Regions from separate parts of the Mus musculus genome. Here region 2 is linked to region 1. A link is a loop called in an ENCODE intact Hi-C map of the cell type or tissue named here. Cell type or tissue: heart. All regions are shown on one strand.

Region 1 (5,000 bases):
AGAAGATTCCACTGTAAAGAGAGGCCAAAGCTAGACTGCTGCCCTCCAACCAGATGTGGTGAGCCCACAAACTCTGGGCAACTAAAAGCTCTCAGCCAGGGAGGCTGCACTAAGCTTAAGACACGGCAGTCTCAACCCTGTGCCATGCTTTGCACGGCTCTGCACAAACTCCCCCTTCACCTCTCTGATCTGATCCTTCTACCCACTGAGCAAGTCAGGACCCTGCTTTGTAAATGTGGGCACTGCCCAGAAAGGACAGCAGCAGAGTGGGGGCTCCCAGAGAAGTGGTGAGATGCTCTACCCACTGCTGCTATGCTGCCCACATTTATTACGAGTCTACTCGGTCAGCACTGGCTCCTTACCCTCAGAACCTCCCATTTTCGAAGACAACAACCCTTGAAGCCTTTCTGAGGGTTTCGCCCCGCCTCGTCACATTTTATCTGTGATACTGAAACAAGATTTCCTGACTCTCTCTTGTGTTTATTGTGCTCAGGATATGTTTCCTACTGCCCTGAGAATTATTCCCTTGAGGAACATTCAGCTCCTTTGGAAACCCATGACACTAAAACCCCCTTTCCTGAGTGCCTTCCTTCAGGGGCATAACAAAGCTGGCCACCACTGATAAGCCTTGGACTGACTGCATAGAGAAGTAGCATGGCCAGGAGGCAGGCAGTCTGCCTCCTAAACTGTGTGACGGCCCCCTCCAGCCACACCCCTTCACCTCTGTTTCTCCATCCATAGAGCACGGATGATACACCAAGCCTCATAGGTTAACTTCTCAGATTTGAAGCAATATATGCACGGCACATGAGGCACAAGGGATGACAGGCTGACCTCACTCACAAAACAGGAGCTCACACAACTATTATCCTTTTTCATGCATCGTCAACTTGGGGTTAGAGAAAGTGTTGTAGATTTTACTCTTGTCCTGAAGACGGCCTCCTGCCGGGAATAATTACCACCATGGAGGAGGAGGAGGAGGAGGATTGTAGGGGCTGCTTGGACATCAGAGATGTTAAAGATGTCTGCAGTCTCAGAGCTAATGGTGTCTCACGCAACTCACTTCTCTCTCCCAACCCCCCAACTAAGCGTTTTTTCTGAGACCAGTTACTAAGCCTCACTGAGGTTCATTTCCTCAGCTGCACTAGAGAGATAACCTTTCCAGCAACCCTGAGGGCACAGGACATCACAGCCAGTGTTGTCCCTATTTATTCCCTGGGTGTGGCGAAGCACCTGTGTGCGGGGTCCTGGTGGGAGCCTTGCCAGTCTGGGATGCTGCTTCCCTCTTTCAGACCAAGCCTCTGTTTGTTCAGGTACTGCCCCTGTTTTACCACAGAGTAAAGCCCACCCTACCTCTGGGTCCGGAAACGTGCCCCCCACCCCCACTTCTCCACTCCGTGAACAAGAAGTGTAATCCCTTTCCACAAGGAATGACTGCTCCGTGACTGACTCAGAAAGACTTAAACCCAGCCTAGAGTAGAAGATAGGAAGAGTGTGTGATGTTCTTCCAGAAGCTTCCAAGTCCCGAGAGACTGCCAGCATCTATCTGTAGCCTTCAGGCCTGAAGTGCAAGCCTGACAGGTGTGGAAACGCTGCAGCCCTCAATGCTAATGATAGCAAGGCAAGCAGGACCGGGGGACTTGCTGCCCTCACTCAGGCATCACAATGGTCAACTCTAAAGCCCACCCTATGTCTCAAGTCAGGATGTCACAAGTCACAGTACAGGCCACAAGAAACGCCTCCCGTTTAAGAAATAATTAGTTTCCCAGTTGCCACCGGCCGTTTTAGCTTAGGTTTTGTTACCTCAAGCTGAAAATATCCAGATACAGGCTGCACAGCCTAGGGAACATATTAAAAATGCAGGCTTTTACATCCGAATAGGGAAGAATACACATAAGCACCACAAAGGGTCTTTCTGCTCCCCAAAGTTTAAGAATAACTGATCTCACAGGCCATGGTGACTCCAGAGCGGTGCCGGGCACACAGTCTGCATTTAAAACATCAACTCAGAACAGACTTCCCAGAGAGAGAGACCATCCTGCCTCCCTACTTCCTGAGAAAAGCTACCGTGGGAAGGAAAGATGAGGGAAATCTGGGCTCTGAAGCAAATCTCACCTCTTCCTCCCAGAGGCTGCTTCTACACACTTAGGAAACCAGCTGCTAACATCTGGCCAAAAGCCTTTCCCGTGACAACCCAACACCGCTGCTGCTCCTGAGCCACCACAGCTGGGGACCCAGAACTCCCTGCCATGCTAACCACTGTCCACTTGGCGAGGAAGGGCTCAAGGCTACACAACTGGTCGTCACCATTCTCCCTGCGGCCTTTTTAACTGTAGTAAAAGGTCAATTTCCGGGACTCGGTATCTCTTATCCTGGACCGATCAGCCCTGTGGCACCAGGAAGCTACAAAGGAAGCTGAAGTTATTAGATGAAAGGAAGAGTCACTGAGCCACCAGACAGAAGAGCCCAAAGGGTCATGATTCCAGGGTAGGGGAGGGCTTATGGCTCCCTTTTCTGCAGCACTGTCAGGGAGCGTGTTTTCTCAGGATGGCAGAGCTAACGTGTAGAGGGAAGGACAGAAACTCCTTAGGTTGATAGAGACAGACTAAAGGGAGGGGAAGGCAGTAACTTAGAGGATTCCAGCTGATCACACAGGTCATGACGGCTAAGAGCAGTGCAGAACACCTCACCTCTGCCTGGCAATGTTAATGCATTTGATTTTAGGTTCACTTAACTAATGTGGGCTCATTTTCACCCTGTTCAAGAAATGCCTGAATAGCTACTAAATGCTAAACACCACACCAGGGACTGTAGTGACAGGGCAGGGGCCAGAGCTGGAGAGGACATAAAGATCACAGATCTAACAGCCCAGATAAGGCAAATGTAATAGAAACCAAAGAGCAAGCGCCATCTTCAGAATTCTCCCCATTCCTCCCAAGCTCCACAGAGGCCAGGCACCCTCTGCACCCTGGGTCTAAGGTTAACACTCTTCTAACTCTCTGAGCAAAGTTCACATCATCTTCCTAAGTATATATCTAACAAAGATCTTGACACTAGGAAGGGCTCGCTGAACACTGACTGGTATAATGTTGGACATTGGACAGATGGATAGAGGCAAGGATAAGTGGATCACTAGAGATACCAAGGAAGTGTGGTCAGTGAGTCAGGAAAGCCTTGCTGAAGAGCTGAGGCACCTGAGCTAGACCTTAAGGCAGTGGTTCTCAACCCGTGGGCTGCGGCCCCTTTGTAGCTACATATCAAGATATTTACATTACGATTCATAACAATAGCAAAATTACAGTCATGAAGTAGCAATGAAATAATTTTATGGTTGGAAGTCACCACAGCATGAGGAACTGTATTAAAGGGTTACAACACTGGGAAGACAGAACCACAGCCTTAAGGGTTCCAACCAGAACAGGCAAAGTCCATTCCCTCCAACGTGCCAAACACAAAGTTTCTGTCTAACAGTTACTTCCAATATAAAAGTCTACTCCTGAGCTCACTTGTCTTAAAATGAGATGTCTTCACTTCCTACAGCCTTTTGCTTCTTCCCCAAATAGTAACTAATTAGTAAACTGAGGGAAGGACAACGGCTTTGCTGAGACAGTGTAGCAAAATGAGGACACTCCCACTTGCCTGGACATAGTTTCCAGGACACAGTTAAGTGATACAAGCAACCATTCTCCCTTTCCCCTTTATCCATGAACCTGCCTTCAGATATCTTGGAAGAATACGCAAGAAACTATCTGTTGAGTGACATAATTACTGAGGAAGAGAATGCCCCTTGACCATATGCTGGGACAAAAATGAACACTGGAAATGCACTGGGAAAACTGGACTACGCGCTCACTCTGCCTAGCTGAGCCTAAGGAGGAGAGCAGACACGGAAGAGAAGTAGCTACAGCTACCTGCGTATTTTTCATAGTGTTCTGACTTCTAAACTCTGCATAGCAAACATTTCAAAAGGTTAAACATCTTCTTCCCAACTTTCTCCAGACCAAAAGGTTCCTTTGGGAGCACCGCTGAATGTCACCCCAAAGAGCTCCCCTAGACAGAGCACCAAATCACCCAACACTCATCGCACCACGTCTTTGCAGGGCCCACAAAACGGCCCGAGTGAGGAGAGCTAGCTGTGCATGGCCTAAAAAGGCTGGGAGTCCATGGGGGCTGCTAGGCTGGAAGGACGGAGGGGAATAGCCACAGTGTGACACAGACACAGAGCAGCCCAGGTTTTACACAATCACGACAACAGAGCGAGACTGATTCAGGGCTGACTCGAGCTCTTTATATTGTCTCTACTTAAAAAGGAAATGTATTGACTACGGTCCTCCTCACACATTTATCTCTCCTGACATCAAGCACATTCATAACCTATTTTAAATTCCAGAGGACAATGGCGGGTTTAAGAAAGTGAATAGCTAAGGGATGTGCCAGGCCCTTGGAGAGGCTGGGCAGACGCTTCTCTGGCTCTTAATTGTTCAGGAAATGGGCACATTGTAGTATTTCTTTTTCTTATCAATCATAACTTCCAGTTAGAAGACTGCTTGTCGGGAGAGCTGCCTGGACCCGTTTTAGGGACTGCGTGGTGTCATTTCAATAACTACTCCCTGGGTATCTCTGCAGCTCCTGAGGTCAGGCCTGAACTGCCAGCCTAGAGGGTGTCTCATCACCTGCCTCCAGACTCCATGGTACTAGGGACACTCTCCTTCCTAAGCCTACTCAACTGTGTCCCACTGTGAAACCCTCACAGACTCTGTTTCACGATGCCTCTGGACTGCTGAGCCATAAAATTTACCACCCACACAGGCATATTTGAAACTGGCAGGGGCGCTGTTAGTAATTACACTGGGAGCATGGCAAAACCACTCCCAGAAAGCAAGAAGGTGATCTCGGCCATCCTCTCATAGGACAGATCCAGTCGCTGTTGCGGATCCTGAAATCCAGCTCACACCTTCTGACTCCATCCACCTTTCTGTCTTTCACAACCTGACCATATC
Region 2 (5,000 bases), 97 kb before region 1:
GCAGGTTAAGCTTGCCTGACTTAGCTTTTCTCTTTGGTAATCTCTCTTCCCCGCATACCCTCCGGCGGCCTTGTAAAGAAAATATTTTGCCTTCCTTCTTGCCCGCATCTTTCCTAGAGAAGGGAATGGCAAACTTCAGAGGGTCAGGAATCAAGTGTGGACTTAGATATGGAACCAAGAAGTCCTGTACCTGCAGAGGTGCTGAAGATGGCTCAAGTCTTTCCCTAGGCCTAGGAACAGAGAAGACCTCCCCAGAGTGCAGTATCACCTGTAAGGAGCTTATGTTCAAACCCTAGCCTGGCATCATTCGCGAGAGAGCATCTGCCGTGGTACCCATTATAGGTAGCTGGTGCAGACTATCAGGAGATGCAAGTATTTCTCCTTTGTATGCTACATAATTCTACTATGTCACAACACTCACTTCCCGCTTTACCGGAAGTGGCAAGTCCAATTTCCCTTACACTCTGATTCCAAGAAGGTGCTAAGCTTCCCAGTTTCAAGAGAAAAGACAACCCCATTTCCTGTAGCCATTTTCAAATGTGGTCCCCCTGGGCCGGCTTCACATCGTGACCTAAGAACTTGTCAGAAATACAAAAGCCAAGAGCCTACCTCAGACTGACAAGTAGGCATCACAGGTCTGACATTCTGGGCTGGGCCCATCATGCTTGTCTACTTTGGATGCCTGTGATACAGTGGGGATAAGAGCCCTAGAGAGTGGTTAGAGACTGAACCACCCCAAGCTAGCTACCTGTGGAACCACAAGGCAGCATTTCTCTATGGCAGAATACACAGGCAGAAGAATGCTCTCTGGAAAGGTCAAAATAACCCAATCCCAATCTTAATCTAAACGGTACCTCACAGCTTATCCCATGCCAGCAGGCCTGTTAGAACCTGCATCTCTTCCTTGCTTATAATAATCCCATGTAGCAAGTATCATCAATCCCATGAGAGCCTTAGGGTTGAGAGAAGAAATCAACTGTCCCAGACTGTCCAGACTTCAGGTGGGGAAGACAGGATATAAACAAAGGTCTACCAGAATCCAGGGTCCCAGGCTGAAGTCCCAACAACCATGTGATAAGCACTCTGGTTTCCCAGTCCACAGGGTCAGGGTGGACAGAGGCTCTGTGCATGGGTTCCATGGGTTTGACCTGGCCCTTGCTCACCACCGATCTTAGAAGTGCTCTTGTGATCCTCCCTGCCCCTGCAGCCTGGTCCCTACCCCACACCTGTGGCCCCTGGTTTCCACACCCCTTCTGGCAGCTATGCTCTGTAGTCTCCTGTACTTCTGTCTCTGGCTCCTTCAGCCAGCCCTACCTGGCCAAGTCAGAGCTAGCCTCAGAAGTGGATGGAACCTTAGGGGCATCTAATCACCATCCTATCCCACCTGTTTGCAGATGCTGAGCTGCCTACATCCACACAACACAGTGTTCACAGTACTGGCCACCTAACAGGGCTCTCTGCTCAGTCAAAGCAGAGGTCACTAGGCTGGGCCTTCACCCAAAGCATGTGACTGTCTCGCCCAGATCAGGGCTTGACCTACCAGTCATCACAGAAGGGACCAGTCATCATAGTCACCATCCTGGGACCCCTGGAGAAGAAGGCTGATGAATTCACAACACCTCGCCCCACCCGTCCAGAACCATAAGGACGTCCACCCTCCCAGACTCCAGGACAACACACCTGACTTGCTTTCATGCTTCGGAGATTCCTGGGGGCTCACAGGGCTGCTGCTTGGGGTTCCCCTGTAGGAAGACGAGGCCCGAAGAGTCACTGTTCCTTTCCCAGTGCAGATTTTGGTAGGGTCCATGTCTGAAAAGGAAAGATCCAAACGGGAGGGTGTGAGCCAAGACTTCTGAGGGAGCAGGATAGTCCAGTCCGTGAGCAGATGGTTATAGCGGAGGACTGAGACGAACCTGGTTACATCTAAGCCTACTCTTCAAACATCTACGACCAATGAGAATTAATCGGTACAGCGGTACACCAGCATTGTGAAATTAGGGAAAAGAGGCAAGGTAAGCTCTGAGGAAATGCATGAGTTACAATGTCAGCTGAAAACATTTACCAGTGGAAGGAAGCTGGCTCATTCCTTCTACGAAATGAACTTTGGGTTGCTAAGCAGACTACTGGCCAGTTAGTAAGGCATGGTTCACAGGAGAGTTTGTGAAAGGGCTCTCAAGCTTGCTGATCCCCTTCTCACCAAAAAAAAAAAAAAAAAAAGCAAGCTGGCAATGTGGCACCTCGGGGATGCTCTCATTGGTGAATACCCCTGAACTACGGGACAGAGGGAGGTGCTGTTCACAGATGGGAGCTTTCACACTCAGGCATAATGAGAAAACAGGAAGGTGGCCAGACAGGCTTGGTCACACTCAACAGTGTCTTCTGAACCTCTCTATAGTCTATAGACTCCTCACTGTCCACAGGCAGAGGCAAGGTCCATACCAGCCTGGACATCTTTAGGAAGACCCGCAAAGCAGTCTCCTGAATCCAGGGCTACATGTCCCCAGTCCCTCTGCAAATGCCTTAAACCACAGATGATACTCAGCCTATGGGAGCAATCTTTCCTATACAAACAGACGTGCTTTTGATAAAGTTTAATGTATGAGTTGGGCACAGTAATAAGACTGGCAACAGTGACTCTGATAAAATGGTAGCGTTATAACATTGTTATACGTTATTTCATTATATAAAAGTGATTTCAATAAAAAGTGTGTTGTTTGTTTCCAGTTAACATTTTTCACTTAATATTTAATAACTTCATTTCATATTTCTGACTGTGGTTCACTGTAACTAACTGACTCTGTGGCTAACAGAGGCCTGCTGTCTTTAGCAGGCTGAGTGTCCCTCCTTCAGGAAAGTCAGTAACGAGGCAGGGAAGGAGAACAGACCACGCTACTTCTCAGAGCACAGAGCCAAGTGTTTCTATGCAGCTAAGTCAAGTCAACTCCACACTTACTTCCTACATCCCCACACCTGCCAAACTGCTCAGAGTCCAGCTTCCTGATCTAAAATTACCACAATGAGGATGAGAGGGCGAGGCTGGAGCTTACAGCGTGTCTTTGGGTGGGACTCAACACCCTGCCCATGTCTGTTTGGGGGTGGGGTGGGGGGAAGTAATGAGAAAGCAAGTTTCCTTTCCCCCTGCTCTTTATTCCTGCCCCCAACACCCCCTCTTCCATGGGGAGGAAACCACAAAACTCACAGCACATCCCAGACCACATGGCAACCCCAGGGAGCGCCTAGCCCCATCAAGAGAGTAAGTGACTGGTGTTATAAAACTATTAGGAAAGCCAAACCTTGGTCATAGGAACATCAGGCAAACTGGCAAATCTACAGCCCAGCTGTACGATCCTGGACGCATAGCCAGATCTGTCCAACTTCTGAGCTCCACCCATCCCACTCTGACTACACAGAACTTTGAATCAGAAATGTACACCCCCCCCCCCACCTCTTGGAGAGGAGAGGCAGGAAGGAACTGCAGGCGAAGCCAGAGAGGGGCTGGAGTGCTCTGGGAAATGGCCCTGAGTATCACACGGGGAGTCACCATCCAACATCTACAGGAGCTGCTTCACATTCAGCCTGACTCAGAGGTTTGAGGCCAGGCTAACTCTCCCGGAAACACAGTTTTCACAGAAGTATTGGGAGTTGCAAACTTCTCAGGAGAGAGCCCCACTACAAAGAAGGTTCAGCCTCTACAGTAAGCCTTCTAAAGCAAGGAAGACAAGGCTGCAGCCTCAGGCTCTTCCCTTACTCCTCCCTGGCTTACACACTTGCAGACAGACCACACACACGCACACGCACACGCACACTCGCGCGCGCGCGCACACACGCACACACAGAGGAAACAACTTAGGGAGAGGAAATGCCTTCTACACATGCGAGGATTAGGGCTCACAGTATGGTGTTAGGAGCAAAGAAGGAAAGAAACCATGCATGATCGGACAATTAAAAGAAACAGCCCCAAAGAGAGATACCTGGAGGGAGTACTAGGCCTGAAGGGCTTTTCACTGTCTTCACGGGAATTATTTTAACAGCAGATATAGAGCGAGCACGGAAAGGGTCGGCTGTTGGAAACACAAGAGGGTAAACGGTGCATCCAGAAACAACATTTGGGAGCCGCTCAGGCAAGTCGAGGAACTGTGTGGGGACAATAGGAGGAAACTGCCTACGCCACAAGAACAATGAAGAGAGCCGTGGATGCAGTCCTTAAAAATAGCCTGCTTTCTCTCTCTGGGGTTCTGGGCCAAGATGGCTGAAGCTTTCTGAGGCCATCACTCAGATGGAGTTGATCCATGGGTATTGGCAGCCCCTGGCACAGGGAGCTTGCCAGGGCTGGACAGAGATGTACAGAGACACAGATGGCCTGGCAAGTAGAGGAAGGGGGATACAATCAGAGTACGAGGTGTCCCTTAGGAACAGTGGGTCATCTGCTGTACAACCGGGAATTTGAGGACGGGGCCATGGCTGTAGGTTGAGTGCAGCTAAAAGGGGGAATGCCCTTGTAGACTGCCTGGTCCTTCAGGCCTCAAAGCTGCTTCTTTCAAAGCATACCTTTTAGGGTCCTGTACCTGCTCTGACCCCCATCTGCTGGGAAACAGATGGTGCTGCTTAATCCCACTCTTTGCTAGAAAAGAGGTGCCAAGTGGATGAGGAAGGCTCTGGACAGCACCCCAGTACACAGCGCTGGATGCCGAGACCCCATTTCTTGCCTGCCTAGACCACCCATCTCAATGACAGGCACATCACCAAACCTCCCTTGCAGATGCAGCATGGTGCCAGAGTAACCCCAATGGACTGTGCCCAGGGGTCTCAGAGTCACAGAAAACAGAATGACACGGGGTAGGTCTGCTTGGAAATAAGAGACTATTGACTCAGCACCACGTGACTGGGATTGCCAAGTGGGCAGGAAGGAATGGAAGGAAAGTGGACAGCGCCCATTCTGTCCATCCTGCTGCTGCTTCGGAAGGCACACAGCACGCACACAGTCTATGTTTACAATAACT

What was found. A loop is a pair of places that touch in the nucleus more often than their neighbours do. Peaks named below come from ENCODE experiments on the same cell type or tissue, not always from the same donor. Only the 100,000 strongest peaks of a DNase experiment are listed, where the experiment ranks them.
Region 2: a loop joins it to region 1, with 2.0 times the contacts of the local background. A loop is called at or near these places in 2 of 42 quality-filtered maps.

Annotation. Positions count from the first base shown.
Region 1 is chr19:40,488,663-40,493,662 of GRCm38, forward strand. The region is part of intron 1 of Sorbs1 (sorbin and SH3 domain containing 1); the gene reads right to left. Among named protein-coding and RNA genes, the nearest start is that of Sorbs1, 23 kb to the right of the region's middle. In heart, a CTCF peak has its summit at 2,259; DNase peaks (open chromatin) are centred at 599, 1,199 and 2,329; H3K27ac peaks cover 4,356 bases.
Region 2 is chr19:40,391,708-40,396,707 of GRCm38, forward strand. It overlaps Sorbs1 (sorbin and SH3 domain containing 1), which reads right to left. Exons shown (of 29, transcript NM_178362.1): 5 at 1,681-1,809. Among named protein-coding and RNA genes, the nearest start is that of A930028N01Rik, 97 kb to the left of the region's middle. In heart, no CTCF peak of the experiment used is centred here; DNase peaks (open chromatin) are centred at 1,364, 3,094, 4,294 and 4,854; H3K27ac peaks cover 1,924 bases.